3 separate regions of the Homo sapiens genome follow, and regions 1 and 2 are each linked to region 3. The links are chromatin loops, found by intact Hi-C in ENCODE. Cell type or tissue: heart left ventricle. All regions are shown on one strand. Each heading gives the region's core, and the rest is flanking DNA. Links, peaks and the distances in the headings are about the cores only.

Evidence for each region. Hi-C counts contacts between places; a loop is a spot of excess contacts. Peaks named below come from ENCODE experiments on the same cell type or tissue, not always from the same donor. Only the 100,000 strongest peaks of a DNase experiment are listed, where the experiment ranks them.
Region 1: a loop joins it to region 3, with 6 times the contacts of the local background. A loop is called at or near these places in 37 of 110 quality-filtered maps.
Region 2: a loop joins it to region 3, with 10 times the contacts of the local background. A loop is called at or near these places in 78 of 110 quality-filtered maps.

Annotation. Positions count from the first base shown.
Region 1 is chr6:4,150,422-4,160,664 of GRCh38, forward strand. It overlaps ECI2-DT (ECI2 divergent transcript), which reads left to right. Exons shown (of 4, transcript NR_103764.1): 3 at 4,420-4,572; 4 at 5,060-6,964. All of the region lies in intron 2 of LOC124901246 (a long non-coding RNA gene), which reads left to right. Among named protein-coding and RNA genes, the nearest start is that of ECI2-DT, 19 kb to the left of the region's middle. In heart left ventricle, for the core only: CTCF peaks have their summits at 5,660 (motif pointing left) and 5,861; a DNase peak (open chromatin) is centred at 5,594; H3K4me3 peaks cover 263 bases.
Region 2 is chr6:3,882,511-3,892,753 of GRCh38, forward strand. No RefSeq gene overlaps it. Among named protein-coding and RNA genes, the nearest start is that of TGILR, 24 kb to the right of the region's middle. In heart left ventricle, for the core only: CTCF peaks have their summits at 3,298 (motif pointing right) and 5,131 (motif pointing left); DNase peaks (open chromatin) are centred at 5,767 and 6,096; H3K27ac peaks cover 183 bases.
Region 3 is chr6:3,738,005-3,748,247 of GRCh38, forward strand. It overlaps PXDC1 (PX domain containing 1), which reads right to left. Exons shown (of 5, transcript NM_183373.4): 2 at 53-144. Among named protein-coding and RNA genes, the nearest start is that of PXDC1, 8.6 kb to the right of the region's middle. RefSeq lists an enhancer at 1-100. In heart left ventricle, for the core only: a CTCF peak has its summit at 4,555 (motif pointing right); DNase peaks (open chromatin) are centred at 4,557 and 5,217; H3K4me3 peaks cover 1,708 bases; H3K27ac peaks cover 3,570 bases.

The sequences.
Region 1 (10,243 bases), core at 3,426-8,425, 410 kb after region 3:
TACTAATGATCCTTTGAATTTCTGCAGTATCATTTGTATTATCTCCTTTTTCATTTCTGATTTTATTAATTTGCATCTTCTCTCTTTTTTCTTACTCTGGCTAAAGGTTTGTCAATTTTGTTTAACTTTTTAAAAACCCAACTTTTTGTTTCATTGCTCTTTTGTACTGTTTTCTTTATTTCTACTCTGATCTTTATTACTTCTTTTCTACTAATTTTGGATTTGGTTTGCTCTTGATTTTCTAATTCTTCAAGATGTATCATTAGATTATTTGAAGTTTTTCCTCTTTTTTGATGTAGACACTTATGTCCATATACTGCCCTCTTAATACTGCTCTCGCTGTATCCAGTAGGTTTTGGTATGTTGTGTTTCCATTATCATTCAGGAGCATATTGTTGCATTTCCATGTTTTTGTATGGTTTCCAAAATTCCTCTTGTTATTAATTTCCAGTTTTTTCATTCATGGTCAGATAAGATGCTTGATATGATTTCAATTTTTTGAATGTTTTAAAACTTGTTTTGTGACCTAACATATGGTCTATCCTTGAAAATGATCTATGTGCTGAGAAAAAGAATGTATATTCTGCAGCTGTTTGATAAAATGTTTTGTAAATATCTATTAGATCCATTTGGTCTATAGTGCAGATGAAGTTTGATGTTTTTCTTTTTCTTTTCTTTCTTCCTTTTTTTTTTTTTTTTTAAGATGGCGTTTCACTCTTGTTGCCCAGGCTGGAGTGCAATGGCATGATCTTGGCTCATTGCAACCTCCGCCTCATGGGTTCAAGCGATTCTCCTGCCTCAGCCTCCCAAGTAGCTGAGATTACAGGTGCCCACCACCATGCTAGAGAAATAGTTGAAAACTGTATGGTAGTAAAAGACATTAACTTATGTATTGCAGTCTATGTCAGATCGTGTAGATTAGACAAAAAATTAGTTCCTTTGCAGACCTCTCCCTAAAGCCATCACAATGCCAACTCCCCAGAGCCAACCATTTTCAACACTTTCAGTTATTTTTAAATGATAAAAATTCAAATGCAGTGATTCTAGAAGTATGGTCCAGTGGTTTCTGGAAGTCTCCAAAATCTTTTAGTTAGGATTCCTTAAAGGGAGATCAAAGTTGAGGTAAAAACTAGATACTGTTTAGACCATTTACATTTAATGTAATTATATGTTTGAATTTAGGTCTTCCATTTTATTATTTGTGTTTTCTTCCTGTCTGTCTTCTCTTTCCTGCCTTTTGTATTATTTGAACTTTCTTTTTTTTTTTTTTTTTTTTTAGCATTCCATCTGAATTTATTTTGATTTTAACCATATCTTTTCATATAAAATTTTAGTGGTTGCTCTAGGGATTTAAAAAAATACAAACTTAACACTTTAATGGCAATTTATAATCAGCATTTTACCACTTTAATTGGAATGTGTAAAACTTACCAGTAGGTTTCCTTTCTCGTTTATGTATTACATCTGCACACATTGAAAACTCCATCAGACAATGTTATACCCTGTGCTTTCAAACATCAGATATGTTTTAAAGTACTCAAAAAGAGAAGAACAGTCTATTATATTTACCCAGATACTTGCCATTTCTGTTGTTCCCTTTTATTACTGAAGTTCTGAGATTTCTTCTTGGATCATTTCCTTTCAGCCTGAAGAACTTGTTTAGCAAATCTCTTAAGTAGGTACACTGGTCAGAATTCTCTTAGTTTTCCTTCATCTAAGAATGTATTTATTTCACAGAATTCTCAGTTTATAGTTCCTTCCCTCCTTCCTTCCTTCCTTCTCTCCTTTAAAATGTTGTTCTACTTCCTTCTGGTCTCCGCAGTTTCTGATGAAAAATCTATAGTTATTCAAATTGAAAATCCTCTATTGACAATGCACTGTTTTTCTGTGGCTGCTTTAAAACTTTTTTCATTCTTTTTATTTTTCAACAATTTCATTGTGATGCATCTATGCATAATTTTATTTGTATTTATCCTTTTAAAAGTTCACTCAGCTTTTTAAATCTGTAGGTTATATCCTTTGCCAAACTTGGGAAGTCTTCGGCCATTGTTTTTTCAGACTTTTTTTCAGCACTGCACTCTTTCTCTTGTCCTCTAAAACTCCAGAGACACAAACATTAGAACTTTTATTATTGTCTTATATGTACCTGAAGCTCTACTAGATTTTTTTCAACCTTTTTTCCCTCTTTTTTTGATGTATCTTCAAGTTCACTGTTTCCTCTGTCACATCCTTTGTGGTACTGAACCCAGCTAATGTGTTTGTTTTTTTTTAATATTGGTTATTGTGCTTTCAACTCTAAAATTTCTGATTTTTGTCCTGTATATCTTCTATTTCTTTAATGATACCTTGTATTTTTGCTTTTTCTTCAAGAGTGTTCAAGATTGCTCATACAAGCATTTTAAAAGCTTTGTCAGATACTTCCAACATTGGTGTCATCATGGCACTGGCATCTGTTGATTGACTTTTCCCATACATGTTGAGGTTTTCATGGTTCTTTATATGCTGAATACTATTTGAGTGTACCCTGAACATTTTGATTATTATATATAAGACTTCAGGTCTTGTTTAAATCCTATGGAAGATGTTGACATTTTTGTTTTGGCGGGCACTTGACCTGGTTAAGTTCAGGCCTCACATTTCAACCCACCTTCTCTGAGCTGCAATTCCAATGTTAGTTCAATTTTCAAAGCCTTTCAATGCTACTCAGATCATTCCCAATTGGGTGCCCCCCGTGAGTGCTCCTTACCTAAAAGGTCAGACTGGAACCTGGGGAGACCTGTCTCTTAAGCTCAGTCCTCAAGGTCTTTTGAATGCCAATTAGGATCAGATTTAGACATGCTCAGGCCAGGGGTTAGCCAGGAGTTCATAAACCTCTTTATGGAGTTCCTTTCCCAGACACTCTTATTTTATTTATTTATTTATTTATTTATTTATTTTTACTTCTCTGGGGATAATGCTGTATGCTTTCCCAAACTCTTCTCTCTCTGCTCTCTCCTTAGCACCTCTGGTTCCCTGAGGCTTTATTTTATGGTTGTCCAGCCAGTAACTACCCACTTCTGTGACTGCCTTACAGCAGTGCTGGGAGAGAGAGGGTGAGAGAGAGAGAGAGGAAGACAGAGAGGCAACAGTGTTTGTGGCACCTTCTTGGAGCTGCGGTTCTTCTGAACTGAGAGCAAGGTTTCTCTCCCTCAGAGCTGTAGCTCCTGCAGATTCCTGTTGCTGGCCTCTTTTGCTGCTGCACCGAGCCTGCTGTGGGCTTGCCTGAGGGTTGGGGCACCAGAGAGTGGAGAAGAAGGAGAGAAAAAAAATACTGAGGGATTTCCCACACACTCTCTTTCCCTTAAAAGACTAGAGCTACTACCATGCCATAATTAGCTAAAACTTCCACTTTCTGGAAGAACTGTCATTTTCTTACAGCTATTCACTTTCTTTCAACGTTCGTCACCAACATAAACACTAGACTCTCTTTGGGTGCTGTTTTCATTAAAGAAGTGAAACTTTTATCACTTCATGATGGTCGCTGAGTATGCTAAGGGAAGCAGAGAAAAACAGGGCTGCGTCTCCCTGTGGAGACTGGAGGTGGGCAGGCCCATCGATTGGCCAAGCGGCTCAGCGTAGCATCTGCTACTAAAATCGGGCCCCAGAAAAGTTACCCATTGTGCCATAATCATGTAGGCCTCTGGAAATCCTTGAGGAAACTCCAAATAGTGAATGTTAAATTAAAAAATGACAAAGTTCCATTTGATTGTTATCATTCTTGAGAGGTAATTTCACTATGATCTGTCAGGAAACATCTGTAAGAGATTCAGCCATAATGTGTTAAGGAGAAGGTTAGAAAATCTAGGGAAAAGCTCCTATCATTTTATAGTTTCTTTGGGGATTGAAATATATCTACTGAAGCAGGCTTCAAACTAGTGTGTCTAGAAATGGGATATCTTCACCTGGGATGGGGTAGTTGCCCTTGAGCCACATGACCCAGGCATAATTACAGATTTTCAGGAGTGGAAGAGACTTGAGATGCTATCTGACCAAACCTTCTGTTTTTACAGACGAAGAAACTAAAGCCAACATGTGAAGTAAGAACCTGTCAAGGGTCATATTAGGTCACATCAGGTCATATCCTAACATGTGTTGGCATCCTTTCCCCCTGTGCTGTCTGATATGCCTGGGAGACGCCCTCCGTCCTGCTTCCCACTAGGGCTACACTGGTATGTGAGTCCTTTGGGGGCAAAATCACCCATTTTGGGAATTTTGGAAGCAGAACAAAAGTGGCAGTGTTCTGATGGTTCTAGTTAAAGATGGAGAGGGATGTGGGTCTATTGCAGACATAAAGAACTCTCTTCTGAATGGGAGGGGCAGCCCAAGACCCTGGAATTACAATGTGATGGGACAGTTCAAGTCAAGTCTTTGTTTTGGCAGGTCAAACGGTGTAAACTTTGCTGGAAGGAACCTTACTCAGAGGGCCAATCACCTGCTTCTCTAGAGTTCTCAAGCTCTCCTGTGAGCACCAGGTTGAGCTGCAGAAAGCCAGAACCAGCTCAGAAACTGAGAAATGGACATGAAGATGCCCAGGTCTGCAGATGGTTTCCATTCTGAAAAGTGATAGTCCCAAGGGGGACTGGCATGCAGTCATTCATTCAACAATTGTGCTCCTACTCTGTGAAGTATTGGGGATACAGTGCTGAGCACAGACAGACCTAGTCTCTGTCCTTTGCACCTTTCAGTGAAGGATAGGAGGTAGACATTGATGCAACAAGCACCCGAGTAAATGTAAGACCATGCAGTGATAAAGGCCGTGGAGGAAGGGCCCATGCAGGGGCAGAAAACAGAGGAAGGGGCTGGTGGAGCAGCTCCTCTAGCTCAAGGCTGAGTGGTATAAACTGTAGCTACTGCATGATCTGAACGTGTCTTAAGGAGGGTATCCCCAAAGCGGGCTCATTGGGAGTTACTGTGGAGCGCTAGTTTATTGTAATTGCCATATGTTTATAAGTAATGGAATCCTAGAATTAGAAGGAACTTCGGTCACCTTTTAATTTAATATTTATCTTTCTCAATCCAGGAAACATCTCTACAGCATCCCTAACTGGGGGTTGATCCATTCATTTCCAGACACAGAGAACAGAGTCACATTCTGCTGTTTCCATATGTACCATTTTAGTAAGACTTCTTGGGGCACAAGGCAGGAAGTTGGGGACAATATATTTGTCTGCACCAAGGCAGCCTGAGAAGAGAGAAGTGAATACTCCTGGGGTTATTCTATATTATTCACTTAATATTCTAAGTGAGTCCTCTAGGGGTACCTGAGACATGGAGTATGAAAGTACACATTCACAAAAGTACCAGCTTTAAAACTAGATTATCTCTACTATTCAAAAACACCAAGGAAAGGCCACACAATGGAGACAAAGTGCATCTGAGATCTAGCAAATTTCCCTGTTGGCCACATACTGATAATGATGTATTAAAATCAATTCTATACTGTGGGGTACTTATTTGACATTAATAGGTACCATGGTGGTTTAACATAGTTGCTGCCCAGAGAAAACGCCGCACACTCACCTACACTAAAATGAAGTCTGAGTCAGCTGCCTCCCCTCCGCCATCCCTTCCAAAGCCAATGGTTGAAAGTCACAGAAGTCCCTCTGCTGCCACCTAGTGACGACAATGTGAATACAACTACACAGCCTCCTGGGAAAGAAGTTTTGAACCACGTTTGCTTCTAAAGGAAGCCTGTAATTACCTCTGAGTGCTCTATTTTGGCTACAATTTAAAAACATATATATTTTAAAACTCTATAAACTCTTATGCATATCCCTTTTTAAGAATCTGACCTGTAATGGATGTAGCCTCACTTTCAAGAACCTAAAAGCTATGCCCCCAATTCAGGGAGTAGAACAGACAGGCTTAAGAACAGTGCCTAAAAATGCCACTAAATTTATCTTTAAAATGCCTGTGGTTCCTTAGCACTTGAATTCCGTTATGCCCCTGGGTATAGTCACCTGGATGTTAGGGGCTGTCAAAATTCAGCCCTCAGTTGGTGATCAGTAGGTTTTCCCTTTAAGTGGTTTCTGAAAGGATTTTTTTTAAAAATCTTGAAATTCTCATGTCTGGATGATGTTTCCAGTTTTGTGGAAGAATAAAAGAAAAGGGACATGAAATTCTGGCTCCCTGGGGGCAGTGGCTGTGTCTTATTAATCTCTGTGCCCATTGTACCAACACCGGTCAGTCACAGCATGTACTCAACCAATGCTGATGAATGCAGAGGGGCGAGGGGCTGGCACGCTCTTGACCCCTTATAGGGGCTGCGTCGATGGCCAGGGTTCAATGGGAACTTTCTGGTACAGTCTTGCTCTGCCAATCTTTCAAATTAAGTGCAGCACAATTGGAAGCCTCACATTCTCATAGACGGGTTGAGGAGGGCATTAGGGGCAGAAAGGCTCACATAAGGCCTGAGCGTGAGGTTTCCTGCCCAGCACTGCTGTGCCATTGCAGCCCACCTTCTTCTCACCTTTCCTTCCACACCACGGCGCGGCAGGTGCAGAAACCGTGCTGGGATTGAGGCCCTAGAGGCTGACTACAGGTCTTGGGGGCAAAACATCTGGACACACAGCTGAAGATGAGCCAAGTATATTAGTCAGGGTTCTCTAGAGAAACAGAACCAACAAGATAGAGAGATGCAGAGAGACAGAGGGACAGACAGACAGATTTAAGTAACTGACCCATAAAATCTTGGAGGCTTGGCAAGTCCAAAATCTGCAAGATGGAAGTGGGCTGGCACATTGGAGACTCAAGGAAGAGTTGCACGTTGAGTTCAAAGGCCGGCTGCTGGCAGAATTCCTTTCTGCTCAGGTGAAGTCGGTCTCTGTTCTATTAAGACCTTCAACTGATTGGATGAGGTCCACCCATATTATGAAGGGTCATTTGCTTTACTCAACATCTACTCATCTAAATATTAATCTCATTGAAAAAAAACCCCAGAAACATCCAGAATAGCATTTGACCAAATGTTTGGACAATGCAGCCTAGCCACATTAACACACAAAATTAACTGTCACAGCAAGACACCAGGGAAGCATTGGAAGATGTTAGCGGCTGTCATTGAAATGGGTGCCGTCAGGTGGACGGCAGCCATCCATCGGGCAAGAGCGGGGCAGCTGGAAGGGCCCTCCCCTCCCGTTTGCTTTCTGCTCTTCACAGCTCACGGATAGAGGAATTTTCTCAGCACATTTCCCAGGAGGAGTTTGGCACCACCATTTCTTGAAAACAGATGTCTGCAGGGATGTGTGTGTGCCTGTGAATATGAAGTCCAGAGCCTGGGACTGAGAACAGCAAGGGGAACAGGTGGCCACAGGGGAGTTGCCAGATTGCTGACTTAAGATGTGCTCCCAGGGCTGCACTGGTGTCGGTCGTGAGAGCGATCACGGTTTGTGCAACGTCTGAACTTTCTATCAACTTATGGTTTAATCAATTTGCTGTTTACTCCAGCTATTTGCAACCTCTCCTCAGTTACTTGGTGTTCAGCAGTGTAATATATCTTCATGTGTGAATATAAATATACTATTTAGTGGAAACTAAAAGGAATTGTGGAGGAAGAATTTTTTTGGATAATTTTATGTTTTCATAATGTAAAAATTAAAGATATTTGAAGAGTTGAGTATGTCAGTTTTGGGGATGCAAGAGAATGACTTCGGGACTACCATAATATTTAAAATCATCACTACTCTTTCTTTCCACCTAAGTCTCATAGCAAAAGAGGAAATTTACTTCAGTCTCTTTCTGTAGCAGAACATTATCGTGCTGTATTCCTGTGTTCACTTATCTGCGCTGGATTGTGAGTCCTTACAGAGAGAAATTGTTATGTGCTATGTTCCCAACACCTGCACATTATAGGTGGTCACTAAGTGCTTGATGAATAAATGAATGAGGGAATAATATTGTTTATTATTTTTTGCTGTTATTTATAATTGGGAGTGGGTAGGATTTGGATTATGAAGACTCTGGGAAGCCTCATAAGAACCTCAGACTCACTGGGCACGGTGGCTCACACCTGTAATCCCAGCACTTTGGGAGGCCGAGGCAGGCGGATCACGAGGTCGGGAGATCGAGACCATCCTGGCTAACACGGTGAAACCCGGTCTCCACTAAAAATACAAAAAACTAGCCAGGTGTGGTGGCGGGCGCCTGTAGTCCCAGCTACTCCAGAGGCTGAGGCAGGAGAATGGCCGTGAACCCAGGAGGCGGAGGTTGCAATGAGCCGAGATCGCACCACTGCACTCCAGCCTGGGCGACAGAGCAAGACTCCATCTCAAAAAGAAAAACCTCAGACCAGACTCAACGTGTCCAAAAAAGAGCTCACCTTGTACCCCTAGATCCTGAAGCGGCTTCCAGTAGCTCAACCTCCTCCCATCCAGTTCCATCTCTGCCAGGGATCTTTTAAAAATGCAAATCTCATTATGTCTCTTTCCTGCCTCAAACCTCCCAGTGGTTCTCCAGTCTGTCAGGAGAGGGTATAGACTGTGGCCTGGCCCGGGAAGTTCTTTGAGGTCAACCCCTGCCTACTCATCTTGCTAACTCTTATGGCTCTCTGACACTAGGCTTTTGCTCCAATCATATAAGCAACTGTATTTCCATAAAATTGCAATGTTCTTCCCTACCTCCTCACTTAACTAATTTTCACTTTACTGATCATTTCTTATTTTACTATCAGCGTCTCTTTCTCCTTATTCTTCAGGGAACATTTCTCTCCACCATCCTGTGCCACACTGTGGGGGTGTCAGTAACACCCTCTGTCCTCTCCTGGCCAAAGGAAAGGGGTGTCATTCAGCCCAGGCCCCTGGATCCTCATCTTGGGATTTGGAAATGTGACCGAAGTGACATAAAAAAAAGACATGAAGTGCGAGGAGCTCATTCAGTCAGCTCTGCAGCTCCAGCTGGGTTACCTGTGAGTCCTTGCTAGCCAGATCCCTTGATTTGCCGTGACTCCTGCCTTTGCCAAGTCTGTCTTCATAGATTCTTTCAAATGTGGTTCCATCTTGCCTGAGTTCGTCAGAGCCAGATTCTGTGCTGTAATAAAAAACCCCAAATCAACTCACCTCTCACCCTCCACAATGCAGCTTCTGGAAGATTCCAGATGCCCCAGCCTGACTGAGAATTCTCTCTCCTCTGCTCTCAAAGTCCCTTTGGGTGCTTCTACCAAAGCACTGACAGCGTGATTCTGATTTGATCGCTGGTGTCTGAGAGCTGTGAACGTCTTGATGGTTTTGGCGCCCAGCACCATTCCTGCCTCATAATTGGCACGTGATAAAGGCTTGTCGCATTCCCTCATTCAAAATAAACATAGAAGACAATCCAGAGATTGCAGCTTCACAGAAATCACAGAAGGAAATTTATATTTATAGAGACGGCATATAAAATTTTAAAACAATTTTAATGAAAATCTTGAAAATAGACATTCTCTTCTTTAAACAACATAAACTGAACAAACTCAGTCTGTTTTGGTGCCTCTGTGAGTACCCTCGGTTGCTCTGGGCTGCTGTGCGATGCTGACCGGGACTTCCTCAGAGGCCTCATCTTCTGCATCCAGTGGACTTGCAAGCCACTTTACACTTCCTGGGTGATAAGGTTTGGATTTGTGTCCCCGCCCAAATCTCACGTGGAATGTCATTCCTAATGTTGGAAGAGGGGCCTGGTGGGAGGTGATTGGATCATGGGGGCAGAATTCCCTCTTGCAGTTCTCTTGGTAGTGAGTTCTCACAAGATCTGGTTGTTTAAAAGTATGTAGCACCTCCTGCTTTCGCTGTCTTCCTCCTGCTCCCGCCATGTAAGACGTGGCCTCCTTTCCCTTCGCCTTCCGCCATGATTGAAAGTCTTCAGAGGCCTCCCCAGCCATGCTTCATGTACAGCCTGTGGAACTGTGAGCCAATTAAACCTCTTTTCTTCATAAATCACCCAGGCTCGGGTATGTCTTTACAGCAATGTGAGAACGGACTCATACTGTGGGTCTGTAGCCTCTTTCCATGGTATTATCTCATATTTTTCAATGTTTCTTTGATGCATGTTTTAAGAAATGTTAATTGAAAGCATGTCATGGGACAGGCACTGGATTACGTCTTAGAAATGCCAAGATGCACAGCCACAGTTGCTTTCTCCAGGACGGCACAGGTGAGGAGGGGGATCAAAAATAAAGGCTAGAGATAGGTGCCTGTGCTGGGTGCTTGGGGCATATAGGTAGGGTACCTGATCC
Region 2 (10,243 bases), core at 2,216-7,215, 140 kb after region 3:
CTCACACATAGCATGCACTGAAAGCAAACTCACAAAGTCAGCAGCATGGTACATTTCCTTTAATTTAGGAAAGGAACTGAGTCCAGACTAAATGAGGAACCTCATGCCTCTCTGGTGTCTCAATTTCCCACCTAACTATTGGGATCTGCAAAGTCAACATTTTTAAAGAATCACATGCTCCTTGTATAGACGGAAGGAACACACCAGAAGAACCTGGACAGGTTTTAATCCTTTGAGAATTAAAGTCCCAAACTGCACCAAAAAAGATAATTCTGCAGTCTTTCTGGAAGCTTCTCTCCTCATAAATCTGTTGCCATTTAACAGGGTGATGAACATGACATTGATTCTAGGGTTTCCAATAGACACAGTGGGTCATAGGTACAATTTTGCTCCTTTCACTCCGGGAGTCTTAGGCACAGCTGTGTCCAAAAGGATTTGCTGCCCTTTATTTGGGTTTGCAAGGATGTTGTATTTCTCTGCATTGCAGATTTCCACAGCTTTGTGAGCAAGCCATAATTATTTCCAGACAAGATGCTGGCTCAGATGACTGCCTCATCCCTAATGTGGCTTCTCAGTTTCGCAAGAGGAAAACCCAGAACTTTCCTCCCTGTGCCTTCTGTGCCTCCTGGTAACGTGGCAAAGAGAAATCACAACTAGGAAAGAAGTCGTCATTTTAGGCGATGATAAAGCATTCCCAGAATAAAATAACTTGTTCAAATTCCAAACCCACATGTATAGAAACTATAATTTTTGTTTTGTTCTGTTGTTTTTTTGAGACAGAGTCTTGCTCTGTTGCCCAGGCTGGAGTGCAATGGTGTGATCTCGGCTCACTGCAACCTCCGCCTCCCGGCTTCAAGTGATTCTCCTGCCTCAGCCTCCCGAGTAGCTGGGATCACACACACATGCCACCACGCCTGGCTAATTTTTTATATCTTTAGCAGAGACAGGGTATCACCATGTTGGCCAGGCTGGTCTCAAACTCCTGACCTCATGATCCACCCGCCTCAGCTTCCCAAAGTGCTGGAATTACAGCTGTGAGGCACCACGCCCGGCCAAAACTATAATTTTCTGTGTGGATGGCAACTTTCTTCCACAAACAGAATAAGGGGTGATTGTGCCAATGGTTTCTGCTCTTGAAATATACCTGGGTCTGGAGGCAAGTCTGCAATGATAGAACATTCAGCAGCCCATCTGTGTGTGAAAAGCCTGCCATACGGCAAAGAACGAGCAAACTGGAGAACCACACCAACCCATTTCCATTCCCCAGCCCTCTGAAAACCCACAAAGAGAAGTTCAGTTGGGCAGCTAGAGCTTGCTGGGAACTAAGGAGTCCACTGAGTGACCATAAGCACTGAAGAGCTTGCATTTGCATTGGCTTTCCTTAAAGATTTGGTTTTAAGTAGCAAAACAAATACAAATTCAAGAGACATCTTGCTTAAAAAAAAAAAGGTGGAGGGGAAGGTGGTATTTATATTGCCACGTCAATTTTTTAATGCACTTTAAGATGAAAGAAATGTCCATTAAAACAGGGAATAATAACCAGTCCCTAAAGATCCATTTGCAGCTCTTTTCACTTCCTCCAGAGTGAAAGAAATTCCAGTTTCATGATGTCACTGCCTTAGCCAGATCTTTCTGAGGATGCAGCTGCTCAGATGCACACAGGTTCTGTTTGTGCAGTTTCCTCCTGTGTTTCCCAGAGGCGAATGAGGAGGACGGGCCATGGCAACATTCAACAAGCTGGCCTCACCCAGCACATACACACCTGCCATCTCTGCAGTTCTGACCTTGGCTAGCCTCACTCCACTGTCTAGCTTTAAGCCCCATCTTCATCTTTGAGCAGTGGCTGGAAGTTACAGCTGCAGCAAATGTGCAGAATATGAAAAGAATTTAGAATAGAATTAGACCAGAAACGATGTTGTTAAATCCAGCCATGTGCTACAGAGACCTGGCAAGGTTGCAGGCATGTCTAAGTGTACAGAAGCAGGTGACATATGACCGAATGTAGGGGCCAGGACTAGGAGCTGACCTTTGCAAGACAGTGACTTAGCAAGTACAAAATCAACAAAAATCATCCTGACCTCTCTACTTCTAACTCCTGCACCCAAGCTAACATCCCTGCTCATGATGCAACCTCGGCCAGCTGGTAAGGAGGCCCCAAAAATTCACTTGAAAATTCAACTCCAAATTTATTCGGAATCTTTTTTTTTTAGTGGGAAAATGACTTGTAATCCTGAAAAGAGACAGCATTAAGTGTAGAAATGATGAAGATGAATCAAATCTATTTCTGATATCTTGGGGTTAGGAGGTAATCTGTGGATATTTGGCCTTTTCCTTATTTGTTACATTTAAGAGGATTTTGTGTGCTGGAGTGTCAGTCAAACTTGTAATTCTAACTTAAACTGTGGAGCTAAAAAGTTGATGTAGACTATAATTTTATGTTGATATTTTAAGAGAATTTAAAATTTATTATATGTCTAGATTTTGTTATATTTACAGGAATTATTACTTAAGTACTTGGGAAGATTTTTCGTTGTTGTTAATCAGACAATTAAGGAAGTCAAATGATTACATTTACAAAGGCTGTTCAAAAAGCTTAATGCAATTAGTGTTTGTTGATGGGACCAAAGTTAATCAAAGGCTCCCTTTAAAAAGTATTAAATATTACTAGATTAATTTTAAAAAATAATATTTGCAGGTTGAACGGCATGTAGAAATGACATGAAGAACACTGCCAATGTGTTAATTAGACAACATTTACCAATTCTTATTATGAGAGTATTTCTTTCAAGGCACTTTACCAAATATCACATTTTCTTTCATTGAAAGGATCGTTTCAGCCTTGACTGATGTGCACGTGCTCACAACAGAGGCGAAGGGCCGTAGAGTGAAGGCCCAAGGCTGCCACTGGTTAGCCTGTGGACTCGAGTCTCAGTTTTCTCATCTGTAAAATGGCATAATAATAAATACATCATGCAGCCAACGGCAAGGACGGGATGAAATGTTGTGGGTAAAGAAAGCCCCCTGCCAACTACCTGGCCCATGGCAGGCACCCCACAGACAGTGCTTGTGATTGTCACCTCACTGTGAGACCTACAGTAATAGTCATGTAATACTCTTTTCCTCTGGGCCATTGTTTTCTTGGATTATATTGACAACTTATATTGTAAGGAAATCTCCCAGAGTGACCCTGTTAAGATGTCAGAAATATCATAGCACATGTCAGCTTGAAGCCCTTTGATGGCTTCGTCTTGGTCAGAAGAAGAGCCGAGGTCAGACTGTGGCCTCCAGGTCCCCCAGCAGGTGGCTCAGTGCTTTCCTGGGATACACTAGGCCCTTCCATGGCAGGTCTTTGTGACAGCTGTTCCCTCTGCCTGGAAGCTCTTCCTTAAGAATTCTGTGTGACTCACCTCTTCCACTTTCAGGCCTCTGTTTGAATGTCACCTGAGCCCCCTGTTTAAAACTGCACCCCACCCAACAGGCCAATCCCAGGAATAAGTGCATCCTTTGTGTCAAAAGGGGTGGTCTGAAAGCTTAAGAAATGGTAAAAGGATTCTCCTCATGGCTTATACTTTGTTGCTAGGCTGCAACTTTTTTTTCTTTTGAGACAGAGTTTTGCTCTTGTTGCCCAGGCTGGAGTGCCATGGCACGATCTGGGCTCACTGCAACCTCCGCCTCCCAGGTTCAAGAGATTCTCCTGCCTCAGCCTCCCGAGTAGCTGGGATTATAGGCACACGCCACCACGCCCAGCTAATTTTTGTATTTTTAGTAGCAACGGAGTTTCACGATCCTGGCCAGCCACCGCGCCTGGCCTGCAATTTGTTTTTAAGTCCTCTTATGAAGTTCAGAGACCAACGATCCTTCTCTTGTAAATTGACAGTTGTTTGCTGCTGTGTTCCTAATATCTAAAACAGCGCCTGGCACCCAGAAACAACCAAGGATTTGAAGGAAAGAGTGGGCCAAGACTCAGGCAACGTAGGTTTTTATCCCAATTCTGAGACATGCCTGCTTTGTGACTTTGTAGAAATCATGACCTTCTTGAGTCTTCATTTCCTTCTCTCCAAAACGGACCTAACAATCTGTCTCCTGGTGTCTTGAAGGGGCTGCAGGCAGGATAGAGATGTAAGTGCACATGTATTATAAGGCCCTGCAGAAACAGGACGGATTATTGTCATTAGCTGGTGACATTTGCAAGGACTGCCTACATGCATACTGTTTTAAATGCTTTTGAATTGGGAATTGTCTCCCCTGTGGCCTTTGTATGAAACGAGATTCTACATCAAGTGTGACAAACATCTCCAGCACCACTGAGTGTTCGGCCCTGTGGCACGACATGAGGAAGGGGGAAGGATGGCCCATTGCAAATTTTCTCAAGACTGGTGAAAATTGGGGTCAACTGGAATATTCTGGAGATCTATCAATGAGGCCAGATTAGCATCATTGGAATTTGCCTCATCCTATAAATTCCTGGGCAGCATCCTCTTGGAAGGATTGTATTGAAGGAAAGAGACTTGATAAAGTACATTACTTCTGATAATACAACAATCCCATGAGTAAGCGCACTCCTTGCGTCCAAAAGGTGGTGAAAAGACTTCCACAGGATTCTCCTCATGGTTTATACTGGGTACCTCAGTCTGCAATTTTTTTTTTTTAACTCCTCTCATGAAGTTCAGAGACCAAGGATCTTTCTCCTGCAGATTGACACTGTTAATCACAAACAAGCCCAGGGTTGTGTTCAGAGACAAAGTCAGTGTGACCGGTGACTGTTACAGCAATACAAAATAATGGCAGCAGTCCCACTAGCCGAGGCCAGCATCGAATAGGGCAAGTTACTCAAACACGTCACCCTAGCGACCACTCCAAACACCTGTGCTTAAACTAACTTAGGGAGCCCGGTTTTGCAGGATGTGCAACCACGTTGTGCCCCCTAGGGCTCACCAGACTTTAGTACCTAATGCAGCTACCCTCACCGTGGCCCAGGTTCCCAGGGAAATAAAACATGTAAGTTGCCAATACAGGAAACAGAAGTCATCCTCATTGCTCTGCAGGGATTTAAAAATTACAAACTTTTCATTAGCAGGAGCTAAGAACAAGAGATGAGTGCCATCTTGTGGAGAGACCCACAGACACGCATGGAGTTGTACCCCAAGTTCTCTCCCAGTGCAAGCATTCCCCAAACTCACCCCCTCTTAACCATCTCCTGAGTCAAATGCACTTGAGCACATAGTGCACAGTGCTCTTTCAACTTTTTCAAAATAGCAACAGTTTAACAGCTAATAACCTTAAGCTCCCTCACAGCAGCCTGAGGCCTACCGGAAGCTCTCTAAGGACGCTGCACCATGTTGTCCTCCCATCACCGGGCAGCCCATCTCCTCAGTTTGTTGGCCTCCCAGTTGGTAGAAGAGAGAGGGTAATGGTCCTTTTGCTCATGCAGCCTCTCCCCCTACTTCAATGCTCACCATTTGGTTTCATGAGAGAAACCTTCATTACATATTACACATCACATAGGTGCTGGGGATACCAAAATAACAATGACAGGCTGGCAAGGGGTCGGGTAAACAGACATGTAAGTGACAAGCGCTGTGATTGTGCAGAGCAACAGGGCAGAGAGCTGAAGAAGGAGGGAGAGAAGTCCTGGGGCTCTGTCTACAGAGCAGCCATCACTGAGGGTGCGCCACTGCCCCCCGTGTTCCCTGGGGCCCCAGCAGACTCCTTTGAGTGCTAGTTGGAGCAGGAGCTGTGGCCACGTTGACCAAGACCGTCCTCGAGAGGAACCTCTGCCCTCCTTGGCGAGGCTGGTCTGGGTGTGGACACTGCTTTTCCTCTTAGTTCTTCTGAGGCAAGGTTTTCCAGTAGAAATGTTTACTAGGTGACTAAAGGAAAAAACAAAAGCAAACAATGAAATACAGGGGCATATAAAGGCTAGCCTGCAAACAAAGGTGCCACACCCCAACATGACAGACACTAAACTCCAGCACAGGCCAGCCTGACGAGGGTGGCTTCTTAGTATGTGAATCTCTTTGCCATCTTCACCTCATACCTGTGTCCAGGGGCACGAGGCCAAGCTGCAGACAAGCCCAGTGAAGGCAGACTGGGCTTACGAGACTCATGGCCTACTGAGACCTGCAGTACATTCCAGAAGCTGCTTCCTAAATTCTGCTCTCGGGCGGGCTCGTGGCATCCACACCCCGGTTTCCACTGCAGTCTGCCCATCCTGGCCCTGAAAGTGGAAGGTCTTCCAGTTGTTGTTGGCTTTGTTGTCATTGTTTTTAAGGTCAATGGACATTTGAGTTGCGTCTGAATTTGGCAAAGATTTATTTTGGTTATGCTGGTATGAAATCTGTTTTCTAATTTATTGTATTTCTCAATCTCATCTCAAGGGGAGATATTGTGAAATATATATTTGTTCTTCATCCCGTTTCCTGGCATACAGCTCCTAAAATCCTGGGAATCTCCAAGTGTCTTTTTATAATTGACTTTTATGATGTCTTTTCATATGCTAATGATTGACTGATGGCTGGGCTCCCTAGACTGTTTAAGGAAAGTCTGTTCTCCAGAAAGACCAAGGCAGGATTAGAGGTTCAGGACTTCCAGCTCCAACCCTCAATGTCCAAGGAGTGGAGGGAGCTGGGGGTTAAGTTGATTACCAATGGCCAGTGGTTTTGTCAATCATGCCTACATAATGACGTGTCCATAAAAGGCCCAAAAGAACAGAATCTGGAGAGCTTCCAGGTAGGTGATCAGGTGGAGGTTTCCGGAGGGTAGCAAACCCCTTCCCCCATACCTTGCCCTACACATCTCTTCTTCTGTATCCTTTGTAATGTCCTTTAAGTAAACTGGTAAAGGTATTTCTCTGAGTTCTGCGGGCCACTCTAGCAAATTAATCAAACCCAGAGAGGGGATTGTGGGAACCCCAACTTGAAGCTAATAGGTCAGAAGTTCCGGAGGCGCAGAATTGTGACTAGTGATTGGGGTTAAGGATGGCAGCCTCAGACACTGAGCACTGTGAGATCTGACACGACCTCCAGGTAAACAGCATTGTAGTTGAATTAGAGGACACCCAGCTGGTGTCCCCTGAAGAACTGCTTGCTTGTTTGCAGCTGGGGAGAAATCTCCCGCATTTGTTCACAGAAGTCTTCATCTGTGTTGATTGTTGTGTTGTTGAGTGAGAAAATAGGAAAACGCACTTGCAGCTTTTGTGTTTTTTCCACACTAACACCCTGAAAAAAATGAAATCCTGTGCCTCCCAACCAACTGAACCAATCCCCTCTTGGCCAGGGGTATCCCAGGGAAATGAAAACTGAGTTCCCCACCGTGACCGTTGGGAGGTCGGACAGGCCCCTGCTAACCCCCCTTAGGCTTTCTTCCCTAAGGTTAAACAGAAACCAGCCCTTTGGAAAGACCACCCAGATATCAACCAACCACCTACCACTGCACCTCTTTTGAAGTTTGGACGAAACAATCCACCAGTATTCCTTCCTGATAAGAGACCACCAACCACAGAGTGGTTCCGGCTGGCCTACGGAGGATGCACAGAGAGGGTTTTTGTGTTCCCTCTTCATCTTTTGATGTCAGAGGGCGAATACTCAACCCCATCATGTTGACGCTGCCATTTTTTGAATGTAGAGAGGCATCGTGCTTGGTTGCGCATTCGCAGGTTACCTCTCTCATAAATATTTATGATCCTCCTGTAGCTTATTGAATATGTATATTTGGCCACCCGTTCAGCATAAATTCCTTATTCTTCCCACCCTTGAAGTGTCTGTTTCTGGATTCTGGCCGGAGGCTATGCTTCCTGCCTGTCAGAATGGCCACCTGGCAGGCTGCAACCCTTTATAAGAAATGAAGCTCTCCTTTCCAAATTTATGAACCTTGTTATTCTTCCGCTGACACTCCTCTTTATATGGACTTAATTGGGACCGATAAATTTAGTGTGGGGCAACTGGAAATATAATGAAGCAATGATGAATTCTAGAAGTTATCCTTGAGATTGTATTCACTTAGTAAAAATACAGGGCAGAATCGGAAGTAAAGCGGTACTCTCAATACAATGAGTAGTCCACAAGCCATCTAAACAAGAGGTCGCAGTTCTGGTTTTGGAACAAAATTCAGGCATGAGTCTGAATCCCAGCTCTGCTTTTCTAGCTGCGCCTGACTAGTGCAAGCCACTTCGCCATGTGAGTATCTTAGTCCATCCACACCATATAACAAAGCACCGTAGACTGGGTGGCTTATAAGCAACAGACATTTATTTCCCCCAGTTCTGGAGGCTGGAAGTCCAAGATCAAAGTGCCAGTGGATCTGGTGTCCGGTGAGGGCTACTCACACATTCTTGCTGTGTCTTCACATGGTGGAAGGGGCACACCAGCTTAAGGGAGAGAATTCACCCTTCCCATCCCCTTTGGCCCCTTCTTCTTCCACTATGTGAGGACACAGCAACAAGGTGCCACCCTGGAAGCAGAGAGCAGCCCTCACCAGGCATCAGATCTGCTGATGCCTTGATCTTGGGTTTCCCAGCCTCCAGAACTGGCAGAAGTAAATTTCTATTATTTGTAAATTACCCAGTCTCAGATATTTTGTTATAGCAGCACAGATGGACTAAGACACCAGGCTAGAGAACAAGGTTTCTCAAAAGTGTGGTTTCTGCTCCACATCAATAAAGGCCGCCTGGGCTCCTTGTGGAAGATGCAGATTTCCAGGTCCCATCCAAGAATTTTGAAGCCAAATAGCCAGAGTCAGGCCCCAAATCTGCATTTTGAAGAAGTGCTCGCTGATGCACATGTGCACCAAATTTGGGGCCTCTGTTTCAGAGGGAAGGCAACAAGTTTGCAGCGTGTGAGTTCTAAGTCCTGCAGCACATCACCCTGGACCCTGTGACCCCAGGGAAACACAAATAAATCACTCATCACTTCTTCCACTTACTGACAATAAAAATAGTTCTTGTGGGCTGAGCACGGTGCCTCATGCCTGTAATCCCAGCACTTTGGGAGGCCAAGGTGGGTGGATCACTTGAGGTCAGGAGTTCCAAACCAGCCTGGCCAACATAGCAAAACCCTGTCTCTACTAAAAATACAAAAATTAGCCAGGCGTGATGGCATGTGTCTGCAATCCCAGCTACTCAGGAGGCTGAGACAGGAGAATCACTTGATCCCAGGAGGCAGAGGTTGCAGTGAGCCAAGATCGCACCACTGCACTCCAGCCCGGGTGACAGAGCAAGAGTCCATTACAAAAAAAAAAGAAAAAAGAAAGAGTTCTTGTGAAAAACTGTTGGAAAAAAAAATCTTTTAAAACACTTTGTACCTGCACATAAGCTGTGCTCACTACTGATGCCAACCCCAAAAAACAGAAACATCCAGAACCCAGAGTTGATGTGGAAGGCAGGGGAGAGGGGAAGGCAGCCCTGGCCCTGCAGTGGCCACTACAGCCAGACCCTTAGCTGTTAGATACACCAGGGTGACCTGGAAGACTTGGTTTGAACAAAGGGCTTCTTTTGTTTTTAACCTACTTTTTGTGATAAATGACTGTCTTTAGTTTCCTAAAATAAATCCACATTAGCGCCGAGTTGACAAAAATGCCCTGGTTGGGCAACATTGCGGAGCAGCAGATTTTGCTGTTAAGGCCAAACTGCCTCCACACCTGTTCTTAGTGCAGCTCTTCTCACTGAATACCTGTCTCAGGACATTTTCTGCTCTAGAAGTTACTCTGTTAGGTCTAAATTTAACTTCCTGTATTGTCCAGTTCAAGGGAATTTGTATTTGAAGCCTAATCTTTCACTGGGGAATAAAATTGCAAGAGGAAATACGTTCTTTCATGTCAGGATTCCATGCTGGGCTCCCGAAGACAACACTATTAGCCCATTTTCTAGGACAGAAACCATTTCCACCCAGAAAGTTCTTGGTGGTAAAAGGTTAAGCAATGTTTTAGTGACTCAAAAATCGAATCCAGGCAGGAATATTCCTCTGCGGCATTGTCACGTGTGGTCAATTCTGTAGATTGTATCCCTAAAATCACTCCCACCCTTTTCCCCCTTTGCCTTTCTTTGCTCTAGAAGCTGAAAAACCAAAATCCTCCATTTCTCAGCCTCTTGCAGCCAGGGGCTGGGGGGGATGGGGGAGAATACGACAATTCTATCTAGTAAGATGCAGGTGGAAACCCCTAGAGTGGCTGTCCCTCCCCAGAAAGGGCAATACCCTTCTATAGGAAAGCACTTTATTTTTCCCCTGTACACTCTCCATTTCTTTCTGCC
Region 3 (10,243 bases), core at 1,842-6,841:
GGTGCCAGCACCTCCCACCTCCCTGCCCAGCCCGGGGCCTGGCCACACTCACTTTACAGGGCATGCTTATGATCGTCTTCAGCAGCTTCTCCACCTCATTAAGCCTGGTCTCTATGTCGTGGGCTTCCTTTATGGCAACCAGTCCTAGAATTGAGACAGAAATGCTCAAAGTCAGAATAGCACACCAGGAAACGCGCTCCCAATGCAATACACAACAGGTGCCCACAAACCGCCAGGGTCGTCATCTGTAATGAGATGTCGGGAACATTCATTCAGCCTTATGCACCTATAGCCGCTTTCTGGAAGTCCTGCTCTAAGCCTCATTCCATGTTTCACCTACCCAGTGATCCATAAAGTCTGTGCAGGAGTTGGTACTGTCAATCTGAAAAGGGGATGGGAGGTGTAAGATCCCTCCAAGTGGGGCAGCCTGGCAAACTCCATAATCACCCTGGTCACAGCCAGAGCTCAGCCCAGGGCGAATCAGGCCCCACCAGCGTGGTGGCTACAGTCAGGGGTGCTGGCCCAGGACCAGCCCACCCCCAGTGACACAGGGAAGGACTCACTCTGCTGGCCACGGCTGCTCAGATCGCAGACCCCTGGAAATGGAGCCTCTGTTTAGACCAGTCATTTACATGCCAAGTTCACAAGGAAAAAAGTCAGATCTCTGCCTGGACAAAACCAAAGTGGACACGACTCATGCCACTTTCCAGGAATCTGGGCCTCTGTGCTTCTCACGGTCACCACACACCCGAGTGGCTGTCAGGCAGCATAATATTTTATTTTTAAAATACCATAGCTCGAGGCATGAAGGCTCGGGTGCTTTTCTATCTCCCCATGAGAAGCGCAGAGCAGAAGTCTTCCCATCACAGGTTCTATCCGTCGGCTTTGCAGGGATGGGGAAGTAGGTGCCCAAGGACACTGGCGTCTCCCCCACACTTGTGTGACCGAGGCTGATGCAAACGTGCCTGTGAGCGGTGATTAAACCACAAAGGCTTAAGTGCCAGAACTATTAATGGCAAAAACCGTGATTACTGCGATTACTTTTGCACCAACCTAGTATTATTGGTCACGGAGACTAACTTTTTCAGAAGTTCTGGTCTGATTTTGTTTTGCAGGGGAAAAGCCTGTTCAGTTTTCAAGCAATTCGTTGAATAGGTCTATAAGAGAGATAAAAAAAGATTTCTTAAACTTCCTGACTGAAATTAAGAGGTCCCAGAGCATACAGTCCATGAAAACTCCCACCAGGGCTCCCCAGACATAGGTCAAAGGCACTTCTGCAAGAGTGGGCTACCGCAGGGGCATCCCCATAACGGGGGTCAGTGGGGATCAGTGGAGGCCAAGAACCTTCTCCCCACTTCCTCAAGCACGTGCCAGGTGCCCATTCAGCTGGCTCACCTGGTATCCCAGCAGGCATCCCTGCTTAGCAGTGGGGCTATCTGATCCTGCCCCCTCCACTGACCTCAGCCACACAGGCCCAGGCGGCCAGCTGTGCAGGGCACAAGGGTCCAAGAGGGGCAGGGTCCGTGGTCTGTGACTCAGCCACTGGAAAACCCTGGGGCCTCTGTCCACGTGGCCTGTGCCTACGCCCAAGCACGATGCCCTGGCCGTCACCAGAGGAAGGGGCTGGACGACCCTCTGCCGTGTTCTCCAGCCTCGGCCCACCTCCCCACACGCCGGGGCAAGCAGGGTGGAGAAGGAAGAAAACGAGAAAACAACAAAAGTACCAGACTCTCCGGATGCCTCCTCCCAAGCCCTGAATTCCTTGCATAGAATTTCAAATATTTATATACCGCAATTTACATAGAATTTCAAATATTTATATACTACAAGATGTATATATGCACCACTCTTTCAACCAAAATGCTTTGATCCCCTGCTTGCTCAGGGAAGTCTACCAAGGAAAGGGGAGCCAATTCAAAATTCTTAAAAAGTTGTTTTTAAAGAGAAGACAATTATATAACTCATTCCCACAAAGTGCTTCTTTATTCTAAGACAAGCAAAACTACTGTTATATTTCAACTTTCATTACAGCTAGAATACTAGCTTCCAGTTGATCAAATGAATGACATACTAGTTGTACTCAGTTTACAAGATCGGCTTCTTGCAAAGTCAATGTATCCAGCACATGTATACCCATTTCATAGGACAGAAAGCGTGACCTAACAATTTACAGGTATTATAGAGGTTTATAATGCTTTTATCTTTGCTTTGCTGACATATCTTTGGCTACATCTTTGATTTAATTAATGTGCAGCTCTTGGTTGGGTTGATAACCTCCAAGGGTCACATTAGGGAGATAAATATATTCTGCGGTACACTGATCTCCTTTTAGTATGGCCAAACTTGGCAAATAAGACACGTGATGCCTAATTAAATACGAATTTCAGATAAACAATGGATAATGCAATAGCAGGGACAGACTTACACTAAAAACATATTTGCTGTTTGACATTCAAACTTAACTTTGGGTCCGGTATTTTATCTGCCTACGCTATCTTCTTTGTGACCCATCTTCCAGACTGAACTACAGAAAGGCAAGTGTACCTGGTCAGGCCTCTGGAAACCGTGTTAGGATTTTAGTTGGGCGTGCAGACTCTTCATGACCTGCTCCTAGCCCACCTACCTCACCAGCTCTGTGCCCTGTGAAACACACCCTCAAGCCAACCCCGAGAAACAGGCCCTCGCTTCCCAACAGCCTCCAGGTGAGCTGTCCTCCAGCCTCCTCCACCTCCAGGCTCATGATGGGGCAAAGCCCACTTAGGCAAAAGCCACCTGCTCTGTGATGATGGGACTGGCTCCTGCCTGTGGGTTCGGAAAGCCCATCCCACCCTCTACAGCCTCTTGCTCCTCTGCAATGACTGTGCCTTCACCTGGGGGTCTCCCCAGAGACTAGTGAGAGTCATAGGGCAGGAGGCACCTTAGGCTCATCTCCCTGTGACCAGCAACCAGCACAGTGCCTGGCCCATGCCAGGGATGCGATGTTCGCTGGCTGTGCTGGCAGAATACACTTGCATCAGATGAGACAGAAGTGGACAGGTGTTAGTCACTCTCCTGTGTGTGCACCAGCTGCCCTTGGGCAGCACCCCAGTCTCGGTCTTCTCGTCATCACCTCAGCCTGACCCCAGACACAACCGACCAGCAGCAGGCTCTTCGGTCACCAGCCTCGAAGGAGAGTCTCGAGGGCCAAGTGGCACTAAAACTGCTGAGCCACACTGGTTTGATTTTATTTGTGGAAATGTGCAGAACCACATTGCTTCCTTTCACCTGCTTTTATGTTTCTGAATGGAAGCCAAACTGTGTTCCTTGGGTGTGTAAACATCCTTAACAACCAAACAAAAGGAGCCTGAGAAAATTTAGATGGGGAAAGTGAAGAGCTGGAATCCCTGCCTGGAAGCACAGAAATGACGGTGCTTATTTTTTAAGCTCTAGGATTTTAGTTAAGGGCACGTCCATTATTGAATTCCCCATTCCGGCTCCCGGTGGCAACCAAGCTGGCAATCTGGATCAGCTTTCTCAGGACACTGTGGTCCTTTCTCCACGGAGACAGTTCACCTGAATGACAACGAGCGCTGATCCCTTCCCCAGGAGGGGCCGCAGCTGATTCATGAAGTGATGAATTCTGCTGAACTTACTGAAACCCACCTGACTGACAGCAGCACAACTGGGCTGCTGTTGCTCCAGCTGCTACCACCAGAGCTCCAGAGCACGGCGACAAGAACGCAGCGCGGGGCTGCCTTGAGCAGCAAACGCCTCCCCGCCCCCACTCAAGAAGTGACACTGGCAAGAGACTACAGACAGCCTGGCCTTCCTAAAATGCCAACGCTCCCATTTCCCTACTCCCCTTCAATTGTTTTTAAAATGTTTCAAATACACCAAACGGATGGGTGTATTTAATGTGGAAGGAAAACACTTTTTAAAAAAAAACTGTACAACTGTCCACTGGGACCACAGTGCAGAAATAAAAGAAATCTTCATCTTGCAATTTCTGATTGTTTTATATTCACTAAGGTTTCTCAGTTTCACAGCTGGAAACCTCAAGCTCCTGCTGCCAGCATGCCAAATTACAAATACTCAAATTTATAAAGAAAAAGTTCTGAGCAGAATCCACGCTGAAGACACTGCTTTATTTTCCAGGAACAGACAAGAACTATGAGTTTAAGAAATACTGCTTCCCCCAAAGCAAACTATTGAGTGCATCTGCGTTTCTTTCTATCCTACCTGTTGTACTCCTCCTTTGTGACTCAAGTGCTTTGGCTTCCAAATGGCTAGTGGATTCTTTCCAAATGTTGTCACCTGTTTACCATAAGCAACGATTTGAAAACTTGTTTTCAAAACTGCACTTAAATACAGTAATTTTAGATCATCTAAAACTTTTGGTTTTTATATTCCAAATATTGTTGATGGCATGACAATTCTGGGGGTTCCTGTCCGACTTGGTTTCACTGCCTGAGATCGCACGGATGAATACCGCAGGCAGGTGAAGAGGGTTGCCTATTCTGCCAAGCGAACCTGAAAACGGAAGCAGAGCCGCTTCGCTCGGGTCTTTCAGGACTGACCAGCAGGGGGCGCGCGCACTCTGCGGAAAAAGCAGGATGGCGTTCACTGCAACGCACGCTTAAGGAAGTTAGCCTCAGAGTTCACAGCCCCGGAAACTGTTCTAATTTCTGATAAATAATCACTAATACAACCTCAACTTTAAAAATTTCATCCTACACAATTTGTGACATGAGAATTTCATCCAGATGTAGCCAAACAATTAAGAATTTGAAACCAAAAAATTGGTAACACAATTGTACATAAATTCCGGTGGGCCAACTGGACACACATTTGGGGACTGAGTATCAACAGGGGGCTGCCAGCGTCACTTTTCTTCCTAAAGGAGTTAGGTCTCGAAAGCTGAAAACACAGCGTTGTATCTGTCAATTTGGGGATTAGCTGCTTTCTGCAAACACAAACACCTGATTTGTTCTTGGAATCAGAACTGAACGCGCTGGAGGCAGTACAAAAATCTGACAGTGAGAGCCAACGTTAACAAACACCGCTTCCGGATCTCAGAAACCTGGGTCCAGAGTCCCACTTTTTTGGGAATTGGAGGCTTTGGGCTCAACACTTGCGGTAACTGGCCCAGCTTCCTCCAGGGAGGACCTTGGCCATCTGACTCTAGCGGGAGGGCTTCCTGCTGCTGCAATTCTGAAACTAAAGGCAGGATGCTGGCTCGGGTGCGCTGGGAGGTCACACGTTAAAGAGCGTCCACTACCCAAAGAACAGGCCTCTCTGAGCACTCAGAGGACGCGGTTCCCACACGCACACAACAGTCGGCCCCGGGGAAATGCTCTGCAAAGTGAGCTTTAACAAACTGAGTCAAACCATAAATTACATTTATATTGTTTCCTTTCCATTTAACAAATGTGCCCATCAGCACACTACACAGATGCAGAGGTGAAGGGGGGAACGCAGCCTCATCTTGTATGCTGCACGGGAGACACACATTCTTTAAAGGTTGACTATAATACACATCTTGGAAACTAAATATCTAAAATGTTTTAGGAAAGCCTTTAAAACTTCCTAAGTACCTGTTTTCTAAATAGGCAGTCAATGCTGAAGCAGCAGCGAGTTAAGAACTGACTAGCTGGTTATTCAATGCATAACTAAGCAACCCAGGGAAGTTCTAACTCCCTGGGAACCTGAGGCTGCTCTTCGCTATCCGAGACTGACACGTTTCCACCTGTGGAGTGTCACGCAGTATAACTGTACAAGGAGAGCGAGATTGCGGCTGTGTGGACACCAGGACAGAAGGCCTCCCCCACACCTCCACGCTGCAATGCATCAGGGGCGCCCAGCGGCTGGTCCACAGCCACCTCTCCTCTACATCTTTTCAGGAGTGAAAAGCTGAGCTGAGAATGCAAGAGGAAGAGATGGAAGTGGCTGAGGAAAAACAGAACACCCGGAGGACCCAAGCTGGGGGCTGAGGGAAGTCTCTCTTCCTCCCTCTGCAGCAGTGGCTGCCTTCTGTACCTGGGAGGTGGCTCCTAGAGCGACTGGGAAAGAAATGTTTGACTTAAACTTACTGAGCTCTGCTCTGCTCTTCCCGTAATCCTGCCTTCTCTAGGCTTTTTCATTATTTTCCCCACTAAAAGCCAAATCCTCTTCCTAAATTTTAGACTCAACATTCTCCAACAGCCATCCACTTAGCCAGTCCGTCCTGCAGCATCACAGGTTCCCAGGGGGAGCAGCCCACTCAGGCAGGAAGGAAGCACTTCAGTCGCTCTTCCCAAAGCACCCATGGCTCCTCCTCCACCAGGCTGGGGATACCACGGCCAACAAGATGGGATCCCGGCCTCCTGGCACGTCATGCTAGCCAGGAGGGCCAACAGGAGGCAAACACAGACCACAGACTGTCCCCTGCCTGGCAAATCCAGGTGCCAGGAGGATGCACAGCAGGGGATCCCCCCCACACTCCCGGGCAGGAGGCGGCCTGAAGGGTGAGCGGATATAAGGGTGAAAGGGGTTGGGGAAAGAGGGAGTGAGATGGGGAAGGTGGAGGGCAGGGGTGGGGAGAGCTGAGACCAGAAAAGGACAAGCGTGGTCTCACAAATCCCGGGAAAGGGCCTTGCCCATGAGGGACAAGGAGGCAACGGCTTCCCACGGAGGTTCTGGCTACAAGAACTCTGTGCACTTGGCAATTCTTGTTTTTATTTATTTATTTATTTGAGACGAAGTCTCGCTCTTGTCACCCAGGCTGGAGGGCAGTGGTGCAATCTCAGCTCACTGCAAGCTCCGCTTCCAGGGTTCAAGTGATTCTCCTGCCTTAGCCTCCCGAGCAGCTGGGACTACAGGCATGCGCGCTACCAGGCTCGGCTAATTTTTCTATCTTTAGTAGAGACGGGGTTTCACCACGTCGGCCAGGCTGGTCTCAAATTCCTGACCTCAAGGGATCCACCTGCCTCGGCCTCCCAAAGTGCTGGGCTTACAGGCGTGAGCCACCGCGGCAGCCATTCTTTCTTAGGATCAGGCCTAGATCTTAGGATCTTTCTTAGGTAACCCAAACCTGGCCCACACCCAGCACCAATTCTAGTTTCTGGACGAGCAAGGCCACAGGCCTAGTCCGTAGGGATCCCACTGAAGTTCGGTGGTGACCTCCCTCTTTGTGGGCTCCCTCTTTAGCCAGGGCAGGGGTATTCTCCCAGGGTATATGGGGGGGCCACACCCAGAAGAGGGCGGGCACATGAGTGGGCCAGTCCTGCCAAGCGGCTCGCTGCTCTCAGGAGCCAGCCTCCAGCACTCTCCCGCAGACCACTGTCATCAAGGGCACGTGGCAAGTGCCAGGGCAAAGAGCAAATGGTCCCAAAGCCAGCAGCCCGTATATGCCCAGCTTGGTGCTGGGCACTCTACGGATACCACTGCTTTCGGTACTCACAACGGCCCTGCGTGCGGATATTATTACTGCTATAGCATCAACAGTGCACCCGAGGCTTGAGGAACTTGCCTGGAATGACATGCAGGTGGCAAAGCCAGCATCCAATCCCCTAACCCCACCTGTCTGGGTCCAAAGCCAGTGCTTTCAGCCTGAGCCTGACCCCTCCTATTAAGGCCTGACTGTGTTCCCAGGTGGGGAGATCCCTGAGCCTGACCCCTCTCACTGTAACTGAGCTGTGTCCCAGGTGGTTGACCCCCAAGCTGACCCCTCCTACCATGACCCAGCTGTGTCCCAGGTGGGTGATCCAGCAATCTGGCAAGGCCTTGATCTTCTATGATGAGACTGACAGCTGCCACCTATCAAAGTATGAACTGCAAGCTCTTCCCTCCCCCTCTGCACCCGCTGTCCACCATGTGTTTTCTGCTGAGTCTAGGTTAAACATCAGCAAGGTTTCTTAACAATGGGAAGAAACCCTTGCAGGTGTAAGTTGGCAAAAGAGTTACGTGGTCTGTCTGATGTCCCCATTTCCTGTGGGATGGGGCAAGAGGGGGCACAGCTAGAGGTGTCTGTCTGCAGAAGAATGTCACCACATATGGTGTGCGTTCAGCTCCTCTCGCCACCAAGCAGGGAGCTCAGATCAAGGTGCTCCTGAGCTGAGTCCCTGGCCTGTTCTGTGAGAAAGCTGCAGCTTTTCAGTGCCAACTGCCACCGTGAAAGGCAGTAGCCCTGGAAGCAGGTCTGTCTGTGGAAGTGTCCAGTCTCCAGCTGGGAAGTGAGCTCAGGTGTCGCCTGGGGCCCAGGGGCTCAGTCTGAGATCTGTCGGGGGGGCAGCAAACCAAACGCAGCTCAGTGGCCATTTATGGAAAAGGAAGAGGATCCCAGGTACAGCAGGATGGGGGAAGCAGAGTGGGCGGCGGGGTTTGGGCTTGGCAAAGAAAAGCAAAACAGAAGGAAGAAAGAGGAAGAGGAGGCCGCGTGAAGGTGGGTGGCCCCATGGGAGCCCTGGCAGGGCACCCCCAGTGCAGGGTGACTTGGCCAGGTCAACAGAGTCAAAAATAGGTCTGTGAGTCAGAAAGGAAGATCCAAGTCCCCTGAGAAGTAAAGCTGCCCCTCTGGGTGGGGCAGAATGACGCAGGTGAATTCTGCACGGGGGTGGAGCTATGGTTGAAGGCAAAGGGCAGGCCCAGCCAGCACCCCACTTGCAAGGGCCCACTGGATGGGGCAGAGATGGTGCCTCTGTGCCCCTGCTCTGCTGCCCGGGACTGGTGTGGCCCATGATCATTTCTGAGCCACTGTCACTAAGAAAGTAAACTCCGTGGCTTTGCAGTTGGCCATCGGGTGGGATTCTCCCTTATGTTTCAGGGTAACACAGGGCTTCTCCCCTCACTGTCCACCCGAGAACAGCATGAGCAGGTTCAGGCCCTGGGATCAAATCACGCATCTTCCTAGAGCTGTCAGGGTTGTGGGAGTCTGGTAGTCACATCTGTGTCCAGCCCTTTTCTGGTAATGTCCCAGATGCCAGTCCCCTGGTACTCGGATCTCAAATCTAAGACGACAGTCTCCTAGCATGCAGGTAGATGAATGTCTTTGGTGATAAAGATGAGCACAGGCAGGTACATTAGCACCACATGGGCTGGCGGGCTTGTGATCATGGCCTTACTAAGAGAAAACGCTAAAATGCCGCCTCCCAAGCTGCCCTCCTGAGCCACCCCCTCCCCCATGTCAACTCCTCCTGCCGACTCCCCCATGGCAGCAAATGGCAATCCTGCCAGTCCTGCACCTCAGGCTGAAAACTCTGGGGTCATCTGCACACTACTCCACACCCCATGTCTGGCCTTGCAGTGCCCCTGTGGCTCTCCCTCAATGCACATCAGCGTTTGCCCACTTCTCCCACCTGCTCTGCTGCACCAGCCCCCAGCACCTGCCTCCACGCCTCCCCTGCTCTTTCCCAGCACAGCAGCCCGAGTTTGAGTCAGGCCAAATCACCTCTCTGCTCAGAGCCCTCTCTGAATAAAAGCCCAAATGTGACCACGACCTTCCTCTCTCCCTTCCTGACCAACAGTCTCCACACCAGCCACCGTACCTCCTCACTCCCCAAACCCACCAGGCACATGCCAGCCTCAGGGCCTTTGCACCTGCTCTTCCACTGCCTAGAATCGACTTCCCCAGGCACCCAATGGCATGATCCCCGCTTTCCTTCATGTCTCTCTTCAAAAGTCACTTGTCCTCGATCACCCTGTCTAAACGCAAAACCCCTCCCCCTGCTCCTGTAAGTCGGAGCCCCTTTCTTTGCTTACTTATTTTTCCTTTTGAACATGTATCACTATCTAATGTATTTGTTACTTGTTTATCTTGTTACTATTGGATTTCTCCCAACCAGAATATAAGAATCATGAGGGCAGGGATGTTCTTGGTCTCTTGTTCACTGCTGTGCCACCATCACCTACACATGTGGTAGGCACTATGCAGATATTTGATGGAATGAATGTAAAAGCAAAATGTTGATTGTACAGCTACTAAGAATGAAAGATCACCTGACTACTCGGGAACACAATCTGTTGCTGCAGTGGTGACCTGGTTGGCTCAGACATCACAAAGCCTGAAACTATAGAAATAACAATCGAAAAAGTCTAGGAGCCTCAAAATGCCAACAAGGAAATTCAACATGTTTATGTTTTAAAGCATAAACCTTCCTAGATGCGAGAGATGTAAATAAAGGGTAACCCTGAACCATGTTAGGTATCGCACAGAGGGGACTGAAATGAAAGACTTGGGCCCACTGGTGTTAAGAGTCTGGAAAACACAAGAACGGAACACCTTGGTAAC